2 separate regions of the Homo sapiens genome follow, and region 2 is linked to region 1. The links are chromatin contacts, found by Hi-C or POLR2A ChIA-PET in ENCODE. All regions are on one chromosome and are shown on one strand. The core of a region is the stretch at or near the end of the contact, and the rest is flanking DNA. Distances in the headings are between cores, read along the strand shown.

Region 1 (6,960 bases), core at 2,286-4,785:
AGGATGACCTCCAGCAGTAATCAAGCTTCCAAGCACATGGGAAATCTCTCGAGACTCTAGTTAAAAGACTTCCAGGCTCACCCAGACCTTTCCAATCAGTGTCTGGGAGCGGAGCCCAAGAATCTGCATTGCTACAACTCCCTGGGAGCTAAGTGCTTGAGGGCCACTCTTTGAGACACAGTGATGTGGCCATGGAAGGAATTTAAAGAAACCTCCTGGGTAAGGAAAAAGAATTCAAGGTCTTATTGGTGGGTGGCAGGGTACCATTCTTCATGGACTTCTAGCTTAATGTTAAAACCGTCATAACAAGAATAATAATTGCCATGTATTAAGTACCTTCTATGTGCCAGGCACTGGCTGGGGCCCTGCCCCTGGAATATCTTGAATTCTCCTAGCAATTCTACAAGGCAAGAGCTATTATTGCCAGTGTACAGATGAGGAAACTGAGGCTCTTAGTGGCTAAGAGCCTTGCAGAAGGCCTCTCTTCAGCGAAGCGGCAAAGCCAGATCATGAGAGCCCGTTCTTTCTGCTGCCAAAGCCAATGCTCTTTCTACAACCTCACTGCACTTTGCTTGGGAAATGAGTTTGCATCATGTGACCCATCGGGCATACGGCCAATGGTCAAATGTTAGCTTTCAGTATACCCAGGTGATGTCGCTCAGGTCCAGCACCCACCCCCCATCCCCAAAAAAAACCAACCAGGCTAGGCTCAGATAAAATCTGGTGACAGTGGTCGATGTGAAGTTTGTCTCAAGGGAGGAACAATTGTTTCGTCCCTCGTTCTGTGCCATGCCTGGAGAAGCAGGCTTGTGGGCTCAGAAATGACAGTGCTAGTGGCTTCAGCTACCCCCCAAAGGATTAATGTCATGGCCTGAGACTGGAAAAAACTCACTCTCTAACCCCAAAGCAGATAAGAAAGGACCTCATGCCCTAATCCCACCCCCTCCAACACTCAAACCCAGCACTGCCAAGCCTAGGACCACGTTCCCACAATCCTTTGCAAGGCTTGCCTCCAGGGACACACACAGCAGGAGAGGGCTCGATGCTGGAAAACACTCTCGGAGCCAGAGAACACGAGCGGAGCAGCAGGGGACCTGGGCAGCCTGACACGCAAAAAGCCAGCAAACAAGAAAGGCAGAGAGGAAGTGAATCAATCACAGAGACTTTCTCTGCTTCTGACAGGGAAGCCCCTCCCGCAGGAGGCGCAGGGACAGGGGGCCACCTGGCCTTAACTTCAGCAGGAGGGGTGGGATCTTGGCCTCAAGTGGATGGCACAGGTGTGGACGTGGGGCAGGAAGGGACACATGAAGACCCCAAAGCAAGGGCCATCAGGTGCCCTGGGGACTCTATAAGGGCCTGGTCCTAGATGAGACAAGAATTGGTGAGCCACCTGCCCAGGGAAATCATACCATTGTTGAAAAGTCTGTAGAGCAATGAAGTTAGAAGGGTCCAGACAGATGCTGGCATCCCGTCCCTCCACGCCGTCCAGGCTTTTGGCTAGTAACACTGGTTGTCCCAGAGCACAACTGTGAGGCTGCTCCAGGATGAAGGACAACCCATTCCTATTCTGCCAGCATCAGGGTCCTCCTGGGACCCCTCAGAGAGGGGGCCCAGACCAAGGAGACCCCATGCAGCTAGTCCTGGTTTGAGGGAGAGAGGCTCAGAACTCATCTGGTTCCAGACCTGCCTCTGCCCCCAGATCACAGAGTGGCCTTGGGCAAGTCATTTAATGCCATTTGGCCTCAGTTTCCCTATCTGTTAAATGGCTACTAGAATAAGATGACCTCTGAGGTCCTCGCTTGTTCAAAGATTTTATGATGATCATAAAAATAATAACTTTTATTACCCTACATTTATAGGGCTCGTTACAAAATTTCGAAGTGCTTTTATGTAAATTACCTCGTAAAATCCTCCCCTCAGCCCTGTGAGTGAGAGCTGATTATTTTCATCTCTTTGATCTTGGCTCTCTGGATTGCCTGGCGCACGAGGCGGCGTGGGGAGTGGGTTGCAGCCCCCACAGTCCGGACCCCTAGGGTGGGTCTGGCCCCCTCCTGAGCCTGCGAGAGTGAAGGCCTAGCCCTGCGAGTCCTGGAGCTCGGTCCAGGCTTCGTCTCCCTCCGCCCCCAGCAGGCGCCGCTCGGACACCGCTGACACCACTGTCTGGATCGGCGAACCCCAAAGTCGAGGAACCGCCGGTGCAGCCGCCCTTCACCTCGGGGACCTGCCCGGGGACCAGGGGGACGTCTGGGCATCCACCCTCAGGAAGCGGGCAGCGCAGATCACACCTCGGATCCTTCGTAGCACTCCCAAACCCAAAGCCACCAGCCCTTCTCCACCGCGAGGCTGCTCCCGGCAGCCACAGGTCACAGCAGCGAGCGGCTGCACAGACTATCGAGCGAACAGCGGAGGCTGGAGGCAGGGGCGGGGATGCTGGGTGTGGGTGGATGGGTAGGAGGGGAGGCCTCAGACCCTCCCTGTGCACCACCCCCCGGTGGGTCCGCGGCTGCACCCGCGACCTTGGCTCCAGGCCCGCGCAGCGAAGCACCCCCAGCCCCAGCGGCTGGCCGAGCAGCCAGGGGCGGGCTCCCGTACGTGGCCAAGCCGGGCAATTGCTCTCCCCGGGCGAGCAACCCGGCATCCAGCGCTCGCCCACCCCACTCCCTCGCCCCGGGGAGGCCATCGCCTGCCCGGCAGGGGCCCTGCCCTTCCCCGCAGACACCGAGCAGGGAACCAGGAGCTCGGTCTGGGAAGCTCAGCGTAGCCGAGCGTGGAGCCCGGCACGGAATGTCGCTCCCCTCCCAAGCCGGCGCAGGGCAGCCACAGCAGACGGGGGGAGGGGAGCGCCCCTCCCACTTCACCTTGGGCTCTTCTCTGCCTCCCCAGGTCGTCCCCACCTTCCCCCATTCGGAAGCCACAAGTCTCGGAGAGACTGCCCCACCCCCAAAAGAGCCCCAAAACTTGGGAGATGGGGTGTCTTGAAACTCCCTGGAGAGGGCTCTGCCACGGCTAAGCCGGGTGTCCAGGAGGTCACCGTGAGGCCGGCCAGCTCCCGCCGCCCCTCCCCCGCCCACTCTCCCAGCCCCCTCCCTGTCCCCACGTGGGGGTCCCTCCTTACCTTGGGCTCTGGCCGCGCGGATCTGATGCAGAGCTAGCAGTGTCCAGATCAAAAGCCCCCACATGGTGACCAGCCTGGAGAGGGGTCCTCGGGGTCTCCCTTCCCTCCGCCCTGTTTTATAATCCTGGTGGGGTCCGATACCCCGTGGCTTAGTCCCAGGAAACAGTCAGTCTACGCGGCTCCGTGCCCCGGGGTGTAATATGCCCGGGAGGGGCAGCGCTTGGCTACCCCAACCCTTCCTCCTCTTCTGTACTAGTCCGAGCCCGGCAGCGCGCCCGGAAGGCGAGGGGCGAGCAGGGAGAAAGAGGCCAGGCCGCCCTCTCGGACTAGGGCGCCTCTCTCCCTTAGCACCCCAACTCCGACTTCTCCCAAACAGGGCGGCCTCTGCGATCCGGCCGGGTCGCCGGCCGAGCTCCGGAATAAATGGACAACTTCAGGAAACTTCCTCCCGTGGCCACGTTGCCCGCCCCCTCCCCGCCCCCTGGTTGGGTTCTCCCGGCCGACGCAGTCACCGCCGTTCCAGGCGCCGGGCCCCCGGGACCCGGCCAGAGCCGAGCGCAGTGGCAGACGCGGGTGCGGGGGTTCTTTTAGGGGCGCCGGTTTCGGGGGACGCGGTGAGCATAGCGGTCCGAATCTCCCTGGAGCTGAAGTTTTCTTCTCTCTAACTTTGCAGGCAGCATCTGGCGGGGCCGAACCACCCCCTCTGGGCTCCACCGCCCTCGCGCCGAATCGGGAGACGCCGGGTCTCCTCCGGGGGCGCTGGGGCCGGGCGCGCCCTCGGCTCCGCGCCCAGCCGGCTAGCAAACTTTGCGGGTCCCGGAGCCGGGCGCGCAGCCCTGAGCGCCCATGTCCGCGCCAGCCGCGGGGCGGCGGGGGAGGGTGCTGGGCTTCGCGACGCGGGCTGTCGCCGGCGCCCGGGCGCAGAGCCTCCTGCCGGCCCGAGGATGGAGACCGGCGGCTCTGCCCTCCGCCGCGCCCCGGCCGGAGCTCTCGGGAAGACGCACGGAGAGCCCGGCGGGCAGCCCCGGCTCCGGGGACGCGGCGCCCCTTCGGACGCCCGGCGATCGCCGACCTCCCGGGCCGGAGGAGCAACGGCCGCCCCAGCGCCTCGGCCGCCGCTGCCGCTCGCCGAGCCCGCCGCCCTCCGCTTCCCGGGCTCGGCGTCCAGAGAGCCGCTCCTGCCTGCGCCGAGCCGGAGCTGCGGGGGCAGCGTGAGCCGGGGACGAGCGCGGCGGAGGCGGAGACGCGGAGAGGGGGGCCGAGCGCTACCCCGTGGCCGCGACTGGAGAGCAGCCTGCGCGCCGGGAGGGGCGGCGGCGGCGGCGGCGGCCCCGAGCCAGGCCCGGGAGCGAGCCCCGCAGAAATACAATCCGACTGCGCGGCCGCGGGCGCCCAGCGGCTCTGGGACCCGCAGGGGGGCAGCAGTGCCAACCTTCTGCCGCGCCGGGAGAGATGCGCGCGAGCCCCTCCGCTCTCTGCCCAGCCTTTCCTTCCAGCCTCGCTCGCGCCCCTGTCTCAAAGGCCTCATAGGACTCCCAGAGTCTCCTATAGTCGGGAGCCCCCAGCCCCCTTCCGGACATGGAGTGATTGGTGGGGAGGCGGCGGTTGGGAAAAGGGGGTCGGTCAACCGATTGATTCCAGTTTCCCCTTCCCAAGTCAGGCTCTCCAAGGTCTGGAAATGCTCAGGGCGGAGGGGGAGACATCGGGAGGCCTGGGACCTGCAGAAGCCTGAGAAAGTGAAGTTGGTGCCAAGGAGCGTGCGTTCTTTGTTTCTTCTTTTTTCCTTCGGAGCCCAGCTTGTAAAGAGTAGAAGAACCGGACATTGGTGGAGGAATTCAAACAAGAGAGCCCGGAGGCGTCCTCTGCTGTGGCCCAGAGCTAGCGCCTACTCCACGAAGCTCAGCTGGGGTTAACAGGCTTCTGTTAAAATTTCCCGGGCACTGGGAAAATTTCAGGTGCCTTCGCCTCGGTGGACTCCTTTCCCTGCTAACAAAATTATTAAAAATAAGATTTTGCAACTGCGTTGGCATAAGGAAAAGTATATTAATATTGCATATTAAAACATGTTCTTCAGCCTAAAGCTTTACTTATTTTTTTCTGATTTTAAAAGAAATCAAAACATTTTCATGGGCCCCAAAAGACTATGGTCCCTGGCACTGGGCCTGCGGTGCTTAATGCAGAAGTCTACCCTGCGTGTCTGATATTTCTTCTGGGAAATAAAGAGCTAGTGAGACCCTCCATCTTTTGCCACAGTGCTTCTCTCTACTCTCTCTCGTGGTCCTACTTAGTCTGGTCCCCCACGGCTGCCTAGTCTTTCTGGTCCTTGAAGTCTAGGACTGTCACTCACTGATTGCCAACTCTTTCCCAGGCGCACTCCCACCCCAAGGACACCCCTTGTGATTGCTGTGGAATAGGCATAGCCACCGCAAATATATCGTTACTTATATATTCTCCTTTCACCTGCTTTGGAAGAAGAACCGTAAGCATTTATTAAAAATGTCTGAGAAGCTGGCCTGCCTTGCCTACAGCGTTTCAATCACCTAATTCAAACAACATTTCCCCCTGGCAACCTGCTCCATCCCCAGCTGAAGCCCCTCTGGCTGGCTGATTTGTAAATGCGAGGGCTTTGGGGGCAGGCAGCCTAGATGTGACCAACTCTCCTTCTCCTTGGTGGCCATGTCACTCCCACCTGCTTAATGATGCCCAGATGTGACAGTGCACACCCCCTACATACTCTGAATGTCCCCAGCTGTGAGCTCAGGCCCTTCCCAGACTGTCAGGAAGAGCTCTGGTCTTTAGGGTGCTGTTACTCTGTTCGCTCACAGAGGGGGCCTGAGAGCCGTATTTGCGGGGAACCTCTCCTTCTGTCTCTTAGGCCAGATAGCAGAAAGGGCTGCATCTCCGTTTACATCACAGAGGGTAGGAGTTCGCGTGGACATAAAAGTCTGAAACCTGGGTGGATTCCACCCTGATCGTGCCCAATTCCCAGAAGTCCAGCAGGCAGGAATGTGAGCTCCACGTGCCTAGGGCCTCGAATAGCATCGTTCCCTTATTAAGAGGAGGCCTCTTGCACAACCGTTTGGAGCCCTACAAACCTTCTTCTGGGAGTTTCATCCCTAACACGTGAGACGGGGACCCATCAGGGACTGGTGTGAGGAAGGAGGTTTCCTTTTCTTTGTTGGAAGTCTCCAGGCATGCCTGCCAGTTAGAGAGGAAAGGACACCACTCCTGCAGCTCCTACAGCAGATTTCGGTCTCCATCCATCTAGGATGAAGAAGAAGATTTGAGCTCTTTTTGGCCTCAACCCATACACATACACACACAGGAAGGAACTCTCTGATTTTGCCTCTTGCCAGAGTTTTGCTGGCCCAGGAGAAGGCTGAGCTGGGAGTCTGCCACTTTGAGAGGGGCTCGTTACTGGGAAAGTCACTTGCAGACACCATGAGCTCATTCTTGCCACCAGCGGTATAATTAGAGGTTGCATCGGTACAGTTACAGTGGGCGCCACGTCAGGAGGGCTGCGAGGATTTCCCAGGCTCACTCTGTTTCCTTGTTGCAAGCCTGCCCCTTCCTGTTGGAGCCCGCACGGACAGCTCTCCCGGAACACTCGGGACGGAACCTGGGTCTTCCTCATCTATATCCCATTTCCCTCATGCCCGGGGTCTGCACCTTGTTGAAGACCCTCCTCTCCATACCTTTGGCTCTTTTAGTTCGGGGTGGGGGGCGGCGGAAGCAGAGAGCATCACAACACATTTCCAAAGAGAAGGAAAAGCCTAGATCATTCTGCTCTGTCTCCTTCTCCCTTCCAAGTGGATGTGATTTTCAAATGTTACCCTTCTAGGAAA
Region 2 (6,960 bases), core at 1,043-3,542, 260 kb after region 1:
TCTGCCTGCCTCAGCCTCCCAAAGTGCTGGGATTACAGGAGTGAGCCACCGTGCCCCGCCCAGCTCCCTCTTTAAAAATAAGAAAAACAATCTCTTCCCAGCCCTCTCCCCTCTCTGGCCAGTACCCCATCTTTCTGCTCCTCTATAGAAAAACTCCTCCAAAACTGCCTATGTGCTCCAGCTCCATTTCCCTTCTCCAAGGGCTTCTTCTTGACTCAGTGATAGCCGAAGACCTTCCATGGCCTCTACACTCTGCGCGACCTGTCCCCTGCTGATTTCTGTACCTCCTCTCCCACTGCCTCCAGACGACCCACTCTTTTCCCATGTTCCTCAGACACACCAAGCTCTTCCCAAACTCGCGGCCTTCGCATTGACCGTTCCCTCTGCCTGGAACACCTTTCCTTATGTTTTTGCATGATCACTCCTTTGCTTTCCTCAGGTCTTGGCTCTAGCCCCTTCCCTGCCTGGTTTCTTCCTAATACTTCTGCATCCTGAAATTAGATCATATGTTATTTGGATGCAGTGGGATGTTTGGTCTCCCTTTCTGGAAGGTAATTTTCAGGGTCAGGGACTTGTTTGCTCACGACTGTGTCCTCCAAGACCAGAACGGTGCCTGGCATGTGGTAGGTGCCCAAACAGCACTTCCTGAATGAATGAAATGATACGTAATTTTATAGTTTACGATTATTCACAGTATACACTAACATCATTAGCAATAGTGTATGGAGTTAACTGGCCAGGATAGCCAAGCACATTGGAGGTTTTTTTTTGAGTTGACTCCTCCTCCCCCTAACCTATCCCTTTTGCCAGACTGCATGTTTCAGGAGGGCAGTTGTTCCCCGACCTGGGAGGTGCTTCAGCCCACAGTTTTCCAGATGGGCTCATTGCATTTCCTGGGTTCCAAGCTCCTCAGATGTGATTACCACCAGCAGGAGCGCCAACACAGCCCGCGAGCCCTGCCCGTCCATCAGGGATGGGAGGCAGGCAGTCCCTGTTGTCCTTCCTCTCACCCTCTGCCCTCTCAGGCTTCCACTGAGCATTAATCACACAGCCTGAAGGAATGCCTGAAGCAAAGTCCAGTTCAGAGGAGGCCCGCTGGCCTGAAAGAGGAATGGACGAGAATACAGGGAAACCTGCCAGCCTCCACCCACAGGCCTGGTCTAGCTGGCTCCAGGTTCATGGAGCCCCTCTCCAGTCTCCAGGAATGGGTGCTGCAAGAGCTGAGATCTTAGTCCATCACTCTCCGGCCAAAAAAGGCTGAGTTCTGGCAGGTAAGGCTGCTGCTGAACAGTTAAGATAACTATGCTTCCTGTACACCACCCTGCATGGCCTGGGTCCTCCGCACCTTCCCCTCTCACCATCCAGCATTGAGGTGCACCAGGCCAGCTGGTTGACCTCTTCTCTCCCCCTAGTACACTGTGCTCCTTGTCCTGACCCATTTGGGGCCTTTTAAGGCCCCCCATTGTCGCAGAACTTCAGGAATAAAGCTGGATTGGGCACCCGGTCTGTCTCTTTCTGGTTCTGTAATTGAACAGGCTGTTTAATCCAGGGATCGGCAAACATACTCTGCCAAGAGCTGGACAGTAAGTCCTTTAGGCTTTATGGACCACATAGTCTCAGTCATAGCTACTCAACTCTGCCCTTGTAGCTCAAACACAGCCATGGACTATCTATAAAGGAGTGGGTGTTGCTGTATGCCAATAAAACTTTATTGACACGAACAGGAGGTGGGCCACATTTAGCCCATGGACCATAGGTTGCTGACCCTGATTTACCCTTCTGACCCAGTTTCCTCACCTATAATATAGGGACAATAATGCCTTAACATGACCACTGAGAGTTGATACAAACAAAAGTACTTACAACTGCACAATCATGTTGGGTTTTTGTGTTTTATGGCAATCCCTCACCTTGCATCCTTGCCCAGAGGAGCGGGGCAGGCCCCAGCAGTGCCTCGCTGAGTGCTGTGGCCAAGCACATCACTTTGACTTCGTGGCTGGGAGACTGCGAACCTCAGACTACCTGCGTTATGATTTATTTCAGCGTGACTAGTATACATCTTGGTTCTGCAGCGAGTGGAGGGAATGAGGAGGGCCTTTCAAGGGAGGCGGGATTGCATTCGCACCTGATTACGCTGCGCGGACACAACAGAGGCGCCCGGACCCGCAGCCCTGCCTTCGCCGCCTTTGCTGGGCTGTTTGCGCTTCGTTTCCTTCTCGCCGCCCCATGGCGCGCTTTCTCTCTTCTTTATTTCGCCGGTTCTCCCCGCTCCTAACCTGCTTAACAACTTACCTCGCTCTCCCGCTTGCTCTCCCCCCGCCCCCCATCTCCACTGGTTCCCGAGCTTCTCTTCATGTCCCTAATGGCGTGGCTGCGCCAGCATTTAATAAAAGCTGCTGACCGGGAAATCCGAGCTAACTGAATTACTTCCTCATTAAAGAGGCGGGCAGATTCTTGGGCCCCGCGTGCAGCCACCCTCGCTGCCTCCCTCCCCGCCCCGCTCCGCCCTGCTGGTCCCGCCTGCCGTCCGCAATTAGGCGGCAGATGCTTGCCGCCCGGTGGTGGCCTGGGTTCTGCAGGGACTGAGGGGGCTCGTCGGCTTCTCTCCAGGGTGGATCCCAGCTCTGCTTCCTTTTCCTTCCTTCTCAGACCGTCAGTTTCTCAGCCAGGGAGCTCCAGGCCAGCTGGAGATCAGGAGAAGAGAGGTGGCCTGCTCAAGGTCACCCGAGCCTCCTCCTACCCGAGTTCCAACGGAGACCGCTGGCTTTGGCCTGGGCAGGGGAGCTGGTGATTCCTAAGATCTTCCTTTGGCTTCAGAGAAGTTGGCTTCCTGGCAAGGCTTCCAGGAGATTCCCACAAGCCAACTGGAGTCCCCCGAGAAAAAGGAAAGAGGGGTTGGACTCCAAGGATCCATCCGGCGCCTCCTTTCCACCTCCCGGCTCTGTGTCTGTCACCGGACCAGGGCCTCTGATTCCCCGTGTGCCCCCATTGGGTCTTCCGGGGCTGTGCCAGAGGCCTCCTGTCTGGCCAGTACCCCAGGGCGCCACATCCCCAGGCCGGCCTGCCGGCCTCTCCCCTCGGAGTTCCCACCTGCTTCTCTTAGCGAGAGCTTCCCGCGTCGAGGGCTGGCTCAGTGCCAGGCAGCTGGTAAGTGCTTTACAGGTGTTGTTGCGGAGAAAACCAGAAACCGTTATTTTAAAAGCTGGCCATACTCTGAGCCTTTTACTCGCAGGCAATGGAAGATTTACTCGTTCTTTTGTTTAAGAAAACACCTTAATGGGCCTGTTGGCCTCTGGGTACCGTCTAGATGGGAGAAGATTGAGACAAAGAAACATTGGCCTGTTCTGCATCATAAAGTAAAGGGAAGTTTAGGTTCCCTAAGCTAGGGAGGAGTGGAAGGGGGCGGGGACAGGGAAAGGAACCTTGCCAGGCGGATAAAGAGGGAAGAAAACAGGCTGGTTACAGCTTAGGGAGCCTGGATGCTGCGGTCAAACACAGCCTGGAAAAAACACCTTAGACCCTGAAACTGCCACCACCCCTACGGAATCAGGCGAGACGCTGGCCAAAGCTGGATATCCTACATCATTGTAACCCAAGTTTCTTGTCTTGGAATGAAGTTCGTGCAAGAAGAAGCCCCTTTCCGGGACTTGGAATCCTAAACCAGTGCCACTTGGTAACTCTTCACTCTGTCTTTGTTCTCCAGACCTCCCGGTGAAGTGGTTCCGGCCTGTGGTTCTTGGAGATCCAGCTGGTGCTGCTGTTTGATTATAATGCAGTAGTTTGAATTCATGGATGAATGTCCTCTGCATTGTCTCATGCGAAAGGTTCCCAGTAATCTTGTTTAGGAAGGACTGGTGAATGAATTTTGCTTGGAGGACCCCAGGCTTGGGATGTGGTAGCTACTGCCACAGCCTCTACTCTTCTGGCTATCCAGTTAAGGTTAGGCCTTCACAGGAGGGGGCTGTGTGTCTCTGGGACACCTGTTGACCTAAGTGCTGTCCCTCCTATGGCTGGCTGAGAAAAGACCCAGCTTTCTGGGGGTCTCTCTGTCAGCACAAGGCCTGGCTCTTCATCCCCGCTGCCACACCCTCTTCCCTGGTGCTGAGACCTGTTGGGAGTTTGGGAAATCGTAGCCTTGGCTGTTTACCCAGGAACCTTCTCTTTTTCTCAGTGGGTTGCAGGAGAACAGAAAGGGAGGTCAAAGCGTGCTTGCTTGTGTCTGCAGGGGAAGACTCGTTCATGTAGAGGAGTAAAGCCTACCCCAGTGCCAACTCTGAGACTTGGGAAAAATCACCGTTTTATCAGAGTTTATACCAAGGCACTATGAAATTCACAGATGGCTTTGCTCTCCTGTCTTAGTGTGGTTCTCTCCAAAGGAGACCCTGGGACAAGGACTTGGTTGCAGGTAGCTTATTTGGAGAGGGATACCAAGAAGCTGGGGACCCACTCAGGAATCATGGAGAACATGCTTTGAGACTGTCCCCCTCCAAAGGATGGGGGAGCTGAAGCCTTTATCCTCAGACTTGCCCTGCCTTGGCGGAGGGTTATTAAATTCACAGTATTGAATTCCCAGCACTTTAGGGTGCTCAGTGCATAGGTTGCACAGGCTGTGCAAGCTCTTAAGGCACTGGGGAATGATCAGAAGCAAAACATCAGAGAACCCCAGGTGCTTGAGGTAGAAGGCTGCCAGCACAGACAGGTACAGGTGGGAAGATTGCTTGAACCCAGGAGGTTGAGGCTACAGGTACAGGTGGACAGAGAGGTTATGAAAAGTGTTTGCTATAACCCCCAACCCTAAAAGCCCCAGAGCAAATTTCAGAAAGAAATTCAAGTCCTCTAGGGCTGCTGGTAGGGGTGCAAATGAGTTGGGAGAGTGAGTTCCTCATGCCTTCCTTATCCACATAGTTCCAAGGTTTCCATCGTCCAACTACAGTGTTTCAACAAAGAGACATGCTGGGCGTGGTGGCTCACGCCTGCAATTCCAGCACTTTGCGAGGCTGAGGCGGGCAGATCACCTGAGGTCAGGAGTTCAAGACCAGCCTGGCCAACATGGCATAACCCCGTCCCTACTAAAAATACAAAAATTAGCCAGGCGTGGTGGTGGTCTCTTGTAATCCCAGTTATTTGGGAGGCTGGAGTGGGTGAATCGCTGGAACCCGGGAGGTGGAGGTTGCAGTGAGCCAAGATCACACCATTGCGCTCCAGCCTGGGCAACATAGCAAGACTCCATCTCAAAATAAATAAATAAATAAATAAATAAATAAATAAATAAATAAATAAATAAAAATAAAGTAAATAAACAAAGAGACAGTAAATGCCTGGAGAATGAATTAAGACCCATAGTTCTGGGTTTTTAATGGGATTGTCGAAGAGCTAGACCCATGATGAATTTAGGAAAATTTGGGATAGATATGACAAAAGAGTTTATAGCCATAATATATAAAGCCGTGCCATATTCAATAAGAAAGCAATCACAAGCTGACAGAGAAAACAGTCAAATTATACCAACAGGCAGTTCACCAAAAAATACATGCATATTGCCAATAAATAACTAAAACTATTTCTATCTCATTTGTAATAAAACATAATTTCAGACAAGGTATTATTCTTTCCCCATCAGATTGGCAAAAAGTTTACAAGATTGATACCAGCCAGGGTTGGTGAGGGTGTGGGGAGAGAGACATTCTCAGGCTGTCCACTCTTTTCAGAGACGAGTTTGGCAATATGCATTAAACATGAAGGGTGGGCATGAACCTTGACCAGTTCCACTGCTAGGCATGTACCCCACAGAAATATCAGTATCACCATATATGCACAAAGATGTTACATACAAAGAAGTTCCTTTCAGTTATACTAACAAAATTCGAGCCAGTCTAAGTGTCTATGAGGGATGTAGTTAAAGTACAGCACATCCAGGCCAGGCATGGTGGCTCACACCTGTAATCCCAGCACTTTGAGAAGCCAAGGCAAGAGGATCACTTTAAGCCCAGGAGTTTGAGATCAGCCTGGACAATGTAGTGAGACCTTCTCTATCAAAAAAAAAAAAAAAATCAGCCAGGTGTGGTGGTGCACACTTGTAGGCTCAGCTACTTGGAAGGCTGAGGTGGGAGGATTGCTTGAACCCAGGAGGTTGAGGCTGCAGTGAACTGTGATCATGCTACTGCACACCAGCCTGGATGACAGAGTAAGACCCTATCTCAAAAATAAATAAATAAATAGCATGTACATACCCTGGAATACTATACAGCTATTAAAAAGAATGAGAGAGACTTGTCAGAGGTCCTTTAAGTAATAGAGGAAGGTCTCCGAACACTATTTTATTATTCTATTTTTGTAAAATAAATAACTATATCTACAGTTTGTATGTGTGTGCATTGAAAATGATCTGGCAGGTTCCACAGCAAATTGTTAATGATGGTGACCTCTAGGGAATGAGATCAGAGTGGGGACAAGCAGGGGAGGTGGTAGGAGGCAGTGGTGCAGTGAAGTGGAATGTTTTTCTATACTCTTACTTGGTTTGTTATCTTTATGATGAGCAATTTAATGAAAACCAATCAAATCTGAAACACGGGGAATAGGTAGAATTGAAAAGGATTTTAGCAACTCTCAGTTCCTGCTTTACTTTCCTGGGTCTTCATAGGACAACTCCAGGCTCATTTCATAAATGGAAAGTTGGGCATCAGAGACATAGTGTGAACCCCTGCCCCCCTCTAGTTACACAGATTCTAGGGCCCAGGCTGACTGCTTTCAGGCTGATCTCTGGAATGGCTTTTAATGTATAAGTAAGGGAGATGTATCAGTTAGCTATTGCTGTATGCCAAACATCCCAAGTCTCAGTGGCTTAAAACAAGCATTTATTATTGATCATGCGTCTACAGGACAACTGGACTGGGTTCGACTGATCTCATGTGGAATTACTAAGGCGTTTGTGATCAGCTCGTGAGCTGGCCCATGGTGGGC

The links. Hi-C counts contacts between places; a loop is a spot of excess contacts on that map. ChIA-PET counts read pairs that join two places held with the same protein, here RNA polymerase II (POLR2A). Pooled maps may share reads with other maps.
Region 2: a map of naive thymus-derived CD4-positive, alpha-beta T cell shows a loop between it and region 1 (19-fold over the local background). The contact joins the enhancer-like site here to the promoter of SDK2 in region 1. A Hi-C loop is called at or near these places in 2 of 168 maps with a recorded cell type or tissue (CD4-positive, alpha-beta memory T cell and naive thymus-derived CD4-positive, alpha-beta T cell) and 5 of 50 pooled maps. POLR2A ChIA-PET finds 5 or more read pairs at or near these places in 2 of 52 experiments (activated naive CD8-positive, alpha-beta T cell and endothelial cell of umbilical vein).

What each region holds. Positions count from the first base shown.
Region 1 is chr17:73,640,910-73,647,869 of GRCh38, forward strand. It overlaps SDK2 (sidekick cell adhesion molecule 2), which reads right to left and starts at 3,536. Exons shown (of 45, transcript NM_001144952.2): 1 at 3,116-3,536. The coding sequence starts at 3,179. It overlaps LOC124904054 (a long non-coding RNA gene), which reads left to right and starts at 4,565. Exons shown (of 2, transcript XR_007065893.1): 1 at 4,565-4,785; 2 at 4,912-5,195.
Region 2 is chr17:73,899,724-73,906,683 of GRCh38, forward strand. No RefSeq gene overlaps it. Among named protein-coding and RNA genes, the nearest start is that of LINC00469, 75 kb to the left of the region's middle. RefSeq lists an enhancer at 6,587-6,960. Within about 2 kb of position 2,293, at least 2 of the 41 ENCODE cell types and tissues checked have a DNase peak (open chromatin) inside an H3K27ac peak, as active enhancers do.